Regions from separate parts of the Homo sapiens genome. Here region 1 is linked to region 2. Evidence: chromatin loops called from intact Hi-C (ENCODE). Cell type or tissue: ascending aorta. All regions are shown on one strand. Links, peaks and the distances in the headings refer to the core of each region. The heading gives the core; the rest is flanking DNA. Region 1 overlaps DPH6-DT (DPH6 divergent transcript). Region 2 overlaps DPH6-DT (DPH6 divergent transcript).

The links. A loop is a pair of places that touch in the nucleus more often than their neighbours do. Peaks named below come from ENCODE experiments on the same cell type or tissue, not always from the same donor. Only the 100,000 strongest peaks of a DNase experiment are listed, where the experiment ranks them.
Region 1: it touches region 2 in a loop (2.4-fold over the local background); 7 of 110 quality-filtered maps call a loop at or near these places.

Annotation. Positions count from the first base shown.
Region 1 is chr15:35,622,883-35,627,287 of GRCh38, forward strand. The region is part of intron 1 of DPH6-DT (DPH6 divergent transcript); the gene reads left to right. Among named protein-coding and RNA genes, the nearest start is that of DPH6-DT, 79 kb to the left of the region's middle. In ascending aorta, for the core only: no CTCF peak of the experiment used is centred there; a DNase peak (open chromatin) is centred at 2,179; H3K4me3 peaks cover 563 bases.
Region 2 is chr15:35,688,387-35,692,791 of GRCh38, forward strand. All of the region lies in intron 1 of DPH6-DT (DPH6 divergent transcript), which reads left to right. Among named protein-coding and RNA genes, the nearest start is that of DPH6-DT, 140 kb to the left of the region's middle. In ascending aorta, for the core only: no CTCF peak of the experiment used is centred there; DNase peaks (open chromatin) are centred at 2,535, 2,799 and 2,975; H3K27ac peaks cover 3,324 bases.

The DNA of each region.
Region 1 (4,405 bases), core at 309-4,308, 65 kb before region 2:
AGATGGTATTAATACCTACTTCTTGGCACCTGGTTAGAGTAACTACTGTCATTGTGTTTAGGCTCAGTAGAGGGCTTCTAAACAAAATTGAGGAAATGAATATATATATTTCTCTATAGTTTTTGCTTCTGTCACAGAGCAGCATATTTGTAATATTTGCTATTAAGTTTTGGAATGATTCAACCAATGATGGGGTGACCAACTTTACAGAAAGACATGCCATGGCCTGTGAAGAAAGGCAGTGACAACATACGTAATGAGAAACCCACAAAGAGGTGATGTGATAACATTTTACACCAAAAAACAGGCTATGATAAGGCCAATATGGAAAACCACATATTCATGTGCCAACAAATACACATGTAGGTAGAAGAATATGATGTATGTGGAAACAATCCAACACTTTTTAGCCAGGCGTGGCAGTGTGTGCCTATAGTTCCAGCTACTGGGGAGGCTGAGGCAGGAGAATCCCTTGAAGTAGGGAAGCAGAGGTTGCAGTGAGCTGAGATCGCACCACTGCACTCCAGCCCGGGCAACAGAACACGAATGTATTTCAAAAAAAAAAAAAAAGATACAATCCAGAATTTTTTAAAGGAATGTCATTTGATTCGATGAGGAGAGATGATCAGAAACTTTCTTCCACCATTCTTCATCTTTCCCTAATGTTACCATCAACACTAAATAAACAGGGGTTCCAAAATTGAAAAGGAAAATTTTCACTACAAATTCAGTGGAACAGTTATTGAATTTTAAAAAATACATTATTAGGATTATTTCTGAAATTAAAACTTATCGTTGTTGGCATTATTAGTTTAATATGTGCTGTGTGGCTTCTACCAATTTTTTTTGGTTTAATCTTTATAGTTTCTCTGTTATTTTTAATTATTTATTTATTTTTTATTTTTTTTGAGACAGAGTCTTGCTCTGTCTCCCAGGCTGGAGTTCAGTGGCTCAATCTCTGCTTACTGCAACCTCTGCCTCTTGGGTTCAAGTGATTCTCCTGCCTCAGCCTCCTGAGTAGCTGGGGTTATAGGCACCCGCCATCATGCCTGCCTAATTTTTGTATTTTTTTGTAGAGATGGTGTCTCTAGCAAATTTGTAAAGTGTTAGCATTCTTTGAGGATGTGTGCTATGCTCAGGGAGGCACATTTTGTGTGGGTCTAGGGGAAAAAAATTCTGGTAAAACTGGTCTTGAACTCCTGACCTCGGGTGATCCACCCACCTCGGCCTCCCAAAGTGCTAGGATTACAGGCTTGAGCCACCACACCCGGCTCATGCCTGTAATTTTTCTACCTTGTAATCAAAACATTATTATTGTTTTATAAGCTAATATTCATTTAGATTCACCCTTTCCATTGCTCATAGTTCCTCTTTTATTATCCCCATTTTACAGATGCAGAAATTAAGATACAGAAGGGATAATTAAATTGTTTAAGGTTTTCTAGCTAGTAAGAGGCAGAAACAATACTTCAACCCAGGCTTGTTACTATTAATTATTAATCCAAAGAGGGCAGAATTATTCTGACAGCTACGTTAGCTTAAAAAATTAGCGGGAATCAGTTTATATGACAAAGACTCAGAAGTGATAATCATGTTAATTGCTCTGCTTTATAGAACACATAGACTGTCTTAATCAACTTAACCCAAGTTATGCTTAAAATGTTTCTCAAAGCCATGAAATACCTACATATAGAAGAATATAAATCATTTTTATATGGTTATTGCTATTCATAGAAATTATATCCCAAAATAAACATGGGGCCCAAATCTTACCTAGAGAGCCAGGGTACTTCCTGAAGAATCTTTGTCTTTTGGATGAATTCTCTATGGGGTCCACACAAGCCAGGTCTTTCTCTTAGATTGAATATAACTATCATTCATACATCTTCCCTCACATGCACATCCTAATCGTCCCATCAAGTTACCAAATTGTTTCACATTATCTAAGAAAATCACTTATGTGAAGTCATTTTGAAAACGAGCACTATACAATTAGTTAGAAGTTATTATTTTGAACCCCTATTTTCCTTGGCCACATGATCCATATGCGAAGGTGGCTGAGTTTTAATTTAAGGTTTTCATACTTGTTCACTTAGACTCTCTGAGTCTCCGGCTCCATCAGATCCCTATTAAGAAATGTTTATCTTTCTGTTCAGTGAGGCATATAGTTATGCAACCAGATGGCATGCGCTCAGATGGTGGTGAGAGGGCCTGAGATCTCAAGGGAGCAAGAGGGATTCTTGCCTAATACTCTGCACATTTTGATAAAGCTTTGTAAGTGTAAGGAATAAGGTCTTATTTAACTATGTATCCCCAGCATCAAGCCAATGTGGGCACAGTAAATGTCTGTAGAATTGAATTCCTTATGTTGATTCCATTGGTGTGGTGGTGACAAGAAGGAAGAGAAGCTGAGCGTCAAACATTGTGTCTCAGCCTGGCCGTGGCCCTAGCTTTAATTCTTATATACTGCACAGGGTACAGGCTAAGGGATTCTGGTTTTGCTCAGAATAAGGTGTTTATGCTCCAAAAGGGTGCTATAAAATATCTGTAACTCACTATCTGAATGCAAGTAACTTGGGTCAGAGGTCTTGGTAAACTCTTCCAATTGTTTTTTACATGTAATTATTCAACTTTCTCCCACCCATGACCCTCAGCATCATATGGGGCAAAGGAACATCAAGCCATATTGAGTCCCAAAGAATATCAAGTAAGCATCTTACGGCTGTACAAGATAAATGTGAATAATAAAATCTCAATTTGTGCTATTATTTTTCCTTTCAACAATAATTCTTTTCATTTTATCTTTTTGAATTTATATTAAAGATGTATAAGTTTAAATTCATAGGAGTTCTGGTTATTCATGATATATTAATATGCTCCCTGCAACACCATTTTGGTATTTTCTCCTTGTCTTATATATGCACTATTTTATACTGCTATAAAATTCACACTGGAGAGACACTGTGAAGTCTAAATTACTTAAGGTCAAATTCTATTCTTAGCCCTATGAGTGTTTAGAAAATTGAGATAAAAGAGGCAGAAATTTTTGACTTGAGATCACTCATCAATACTCTGCAATGAAATCAGCTTTCCTTTGTGAAGTCCAAAAGTAAACACTAATGTCTGAATCATATACAGAATCTAATATCAGAGTAATAGTTAGGCTGGGCTTGAGGCTTGAGGATAGGGAGAAAGAAAACTCTTATTTTTACACAGACTGTAACACTCTAGCATTTCACATATTTCTAGGAAGACTTATTTAATCCACCTTGTCATGTGCTGACATTTAATAAACACCTCATTCCTCTATAGGTATTTTAAACAATGAGCTGCAGAATACCAAATCCCTGGCCAGTTAACAGTATTGAAATGACCAAACATTTATATAGCTTCTTTTTTGAAAAATAAGGTTAATGGAAATAATTTCTATTTTAATATGACTTTCTTCATGCTGTGAACTGTATACATATGCATACCTGCAATGTATATTACTGGCTGTGAAGGGACCATCCTTATTTGTGATGGTTATGATGCTTTTACAATATCATGCATATGGTTCCATTTGAAAGACATGTAATTCATTACCTTCTTCTGTTGGTTAATAGCTTTATGAGAATGTTTTCCCCTAGACCCACACAAAATGTGCCTCCCTGAGCATAGCACACATCCTCAAAGAATGCTAACACTTTACAAATTTGCTAGCTAATGTGTAATCTGCAGAGGATATCTGCCTTATCTGACAAACATCATCTCAGCTCAGGAAGCCATGTACAATCCGTCTATCAGATCTGACATTGGTGGTATCTACGCAGCCCTTCCCAGCACACACCCTGCCTTTAAAGGTCTTCCCATCCCTGTTATTGGTCTCACAGATGATAGAGTATGACACTCCATAAACAATGAGCTAGGCCTTTTGTAGGCTGCTTTGCTTTTCTTGGCTTCAAACTGCCACTGAATGTCAAATCAATTTGGCTCTCATTAGAACAGCTTTATATGTGCAAATGTATTTGGGTCTGGTTGCCACTTTTTCCCCTATTTTTTTCTCCTTTCCATTCCTCCTCTTCTCTTTGAGATGATGTAATTTTTCTCTAATCCATGCCAACACCTGTTTCTTTAAAAGAGAGAGAGAGGAGAGAAAAAAGAAGAGAGGAGAGTGAGAGAAAATGCTCGAGTGTGTGGCTCTTTATCACAATCAGCATGAACACCAGTCTGGCACATTATGGCTCAAGTTTCCCCAGAACAAAGAGAAAATGCCTCGTTGCCATGATATTGTACATCACAGAGCCCAGATAAAGTCGAGAGAGTCTTTGTAAACCTTGGTTCCTGATGTCTGGAGAAACGGCTGTCGAGATAGAGCAAGGTGTGTAAGCTGGTTTTATTGATAAGTGATGAAGCTAGCAATAAA
Region 2 (4,405 bases), core at 207-4,206:
ATACTGATTTTGAATAGTGTTATTGAGGTATAAATAACATACACTATATTATACACATTTAATGTGTAGAATTTGACACATTTTGACATGTGAAACCAAGATCACTCTCAAGAGGGTGAATGTGTCCATCACCCTATAAAGCTTCTTTGTGCCTCTTTGTGAACCCTCTCTCCTGCCCATCTCTGCTCCTTTTCCAGCAATTATTGTCTGCTTTCTGTGACTGCAGATTCATTTGCAGTTTTCTAGAGTTTTATCTAAATTAAGACATCAATTTTGTATGCTTTTTTCCTGACTTTTAAAAAAATTCAGTGTAATTGTTTTAAGATTTGTCTGTTGTTGCATGTGCATATTATCAATTTGCTCTTTTTTAATGATGTGTAATTCCATTGTGCAGAAATGTCACAATTTGTTTATCTATTCACCTGTTGATGGACATTTATGTTGTTCCCAGTTTGGGGCTATTACAAATAGAGCTGCTATGAACATTTGTGTATAAGTCTTTGTATGACTATATGCTTTCATGTCTCTTGAGTAAATATCAAGGAGTAAAATGGCTAGATCATTAGGTAGGTGTATGTTTAAATTTTAAATAAAATGTCAAACTGTTTTCCAAAGTGCTTGTACCATTTTGCATTTCCACCAGCAGTGTATGAGAGTTCCAGTTCCTACACATCTTTAGCAACACTTGGCATAGTCATTTAATTTTAGCCATTCTAATAGGTTGTCGTGGTATCTTATGGCTCCAGTTTGTATTTCTCTAATGACTAATGCTATTGAGCATCCTTTCATATGCTACTTTACCATCAGTACTTTCTTTGGTGAAGTATCTGTTCAGTCCTTTGACATTTTAAATTTGGGTTGCTTGTTTTTTCTTTTCTGTTTCTTTTTTTTTTTTGTTCTTTGAGACAAAGTCTGGCTGTATCGCCCAGACAGCATGGAGTTCAGTGGTGCGATCTTGGATCACTGGAACCTCTGCCTCCCAGGCTCAGGCAACTCAAGCAATTCTCCCACCTCAGCCTCGTGAGTAGTTGGGACCACAGCAACACACCACCACGCCTGGCTAATTGTTGAATATCTATCTATCTATCTATCTATCTATCTATCTATCTATCTATCTATCTATCTATCTATCGAGACAGGGTTTTGCCATGTTGCCCAGGCTGGTCTCAAACTTGTGAGCTCAAGCAATCTGCCTACCTCCGCCTCCCAGATTTCTGGGATTATAGGTGTGAGCCACTGTGCCTAGCCCTTGTTCTTTCTTAGTGTGGAGTTTTAGGAGTTCATTAAAATTCCTGATGCAAGTCTTTTATCATATATTTTTACCATACACAAAAATAATATAAGAGAATGTTCTGTGGAGGTAGAGAAACTATGGAAGTATATTAACATGAGTAACATAAAAGTTAAATTCACATTTTATATGAAGTTGCTGAAAGAAAAAGAAGATTAAGGAGCTGCTAGAACTCTGCCTAATACACCTGACAAACCTCTGTCCTAAAATTATAGGTGTTTGCCATTATTATAAAATCAGAAAATAACTCAAAAGTCCTGTTGCTGAAGCCTGAGTTTCCATCAGTTGATATTTATTTCTTTGCCTTAATAGTATTTATTGAAAGGCATGTACTAGCAAAAGGATGATATATTAACTTACCAACACCTCAATGAACATAATTGTTTGTGATCTTTTGAAATATGATAGAGAACTGAGAGGAACTTCTCAGGGAAATGATCCACTTAATAGATGGTTAAGTAGAGGGAAAATAGAGAGGTCCATTTATCATGTGAAAAAATTTTAGAAAAGATTATCTTTGGATGGGAGTGTTGGACTCTTCATAGTGGGAGTGTTGAAAGCAGCAAAAAATCTAGTTTTCTTCAGGACAGTGAAAGATAGGTCTGAAATGGGAGGAGGTAGGGCAATAATTGCTCATAATTCTACTTGATACAATCATGATTTAACTCTTCAGGTGGAAAAATAAATAAGATAAAACAAATGTTTGGCTCTGAGGTAGGTCAGAAATAGCAAAAACTCTGACTGATAAAATGTTTATGACTCAGGAAAAAAAAAATACAAGGAAGAACGCAGATGGAGAAATGGAAGCCAAAAATGGTATGTAGAGGGTCGGGGGAAGGGATGGCCAGAAAGAGAGGAGGGAAGAAAAAAGCAACACAGATGATTAAAACAATCTTTTAAAGGTTTGCTCCCTCTTTTTGAAAAATTTAAAAATATTTTCAGCAAACAATATTGCATCTCTCCTGGTTCTGTTTTGTTCAGCCTTCCTTTCTGCACTGTTGTCTGCTCTTTGTTTTGTATCCTAGTTTTGCAGGGGGAATTCTGCCTAACCAGACACCAGGGGAACTGCCAGCAATGTCAATCAGCTGTCATAACTAGGGCCAGGGACCAAAAAAGAACAGCATAAGCCAAAGAGGAAGAAAAAAATAAAAAAGAGCCAGAGAGAGTGTGTGGGAGTATGTTGGTTGGTGGAGGAGTACAGGAGGAGCTTGCTGGGCTGGGAAAACACATTTTCCCCATTTCTCCTGAGTCACTTCGGCTATACTTTTTTCAACTCTGTGGGAAATCAAGAGTAAAAGCTTGGCTTATCAGTGATTTCACTGAGCCAGGATTCAGAATGCTGAAGGGACATCCTGTACCAAGCTCTGAAACACTGACCTCAATAGAATCCCCACCCCACAGAAAAATATTTGCCTCTTTGTGTGGTAGCCCTGTAAGATATGTAGACTAGCACAGGGAGTAGGAAATATTTAGAATCAAATACTGACTTTAAATAAAAGAATGGAAAAAGTAGTGGACCTATTTCTTGCCTGAAATGCGGTATGCCAAAGACTTTACCAAGTCCAGTCATTCATTTGTGTTTGGATTAGTCTTGGAAAGGATCATTAGACCTGCATTTCTGCCAAACACAGTTAGGATTTGCTCATGCCAATGCCCAAATACAGACCTTGAGTTCAGTGTTGTGTCTACCGGGTGCCTTGTCTAATCCAGAATGGGCTTGCTTGTCGTGCTATTTCCAGACATAACATACACCACTGGGACAACTGTAATTAACATGTAGAATACTGAATAACCTTCAGCTAGAGCTATTTTGCCTCAACTGTTTGAGGTCACTAGAATAAGACATCTAGTTTCATAACCCTAGCAGAGGTCTGATGCCCTCTGTGACATAACTTTTTAAAAACCAAATGAGTTATATGTTCAAGAGCACCAGATTGCGTAAGTAGAAAGTGTTCAGGTTTGTTCTGTTTATGTATAATTGTTCCAGATACTGGCTCCAATTTGATTCATCCATTATGATTTTGTGATGTGATATTAACCTAGATTTCAGAATGCCAATGTTTGATGAAGAATAAAAACTATTATACATGAATTCATAATTATATCATTTTAATAGCTGATATACTAAAGATGATTCAATTCAGCTAAATAAGAAATTGGACTACATGATCCTTTTATTACTGCTCATAGACATTGGAACTACAATACATATTCTTTGGGTAATCAATGCATTAGAATCAATTATACATTAACACTTATGAGGTAAGAGGGTCTTGAGGCCCTTACAAACATGAATGCTATTTCTGATGCCCAATTTGTCTTTAAAGACTTTGACTTAAGTGAAATATAGATAATAAATTCAATAGCCATATGCCTATCTGTACATCATTATTGAAGAACACTCATTTCAACAGAGGTTGGCAGTTACACTCCTTAATGTGTCTCCAGAGCCACATCCTTCACATACTTTATCTGAAATATTTTTATCTATTTCTGGACAAAACCGCTTTTGATCCAAATAAAATCTTTTTTTAATTTGTGGCCTCTCATGGGAAAATTCATGTCTATTTGTGATTATTAGGTTTAGGGCAAGGTTTTTTTTTTAAAACAGCTGCTTTCAGAGAATTCAAAATCAAGCTAGAACAGATCACAAGGCAAGATGTTTCTCTTAATATACAGTTCATTTTGAACAAAGTTGCAGTCAATATATGCACCATAACAGGAAATTGTGTGCATGCAATAATATTTTTACAGTGAGTAACATCTTGTCATTTGTCAACACATTTGTCTTTTATATCCCCCTGCAGCTAAATTTGGTGGAAAAAGCCTATATAAAAAGACATCTATGTATTCCTGTATTTCTAGTGCTCATCTCTGAAAGGCCAAAGCACTTGACAAGCTGGCTATTTTAACACAAAATGATACAAAGGGATAAGGAGCACATACAAAGGGAGAATATCAGCTTTTTTGTTACACTCCAGGCTTCTCTGAAACTGTAAATTTGTCAGCAGACCAGGTCAAGGGTCAATATGAAAAAGCGTAGCCTGCAGAGTTACAGTGATGTCCAAGATTCATCACTTTACTCCAACTTTTGAATTGTATGTCTTAAGGTGA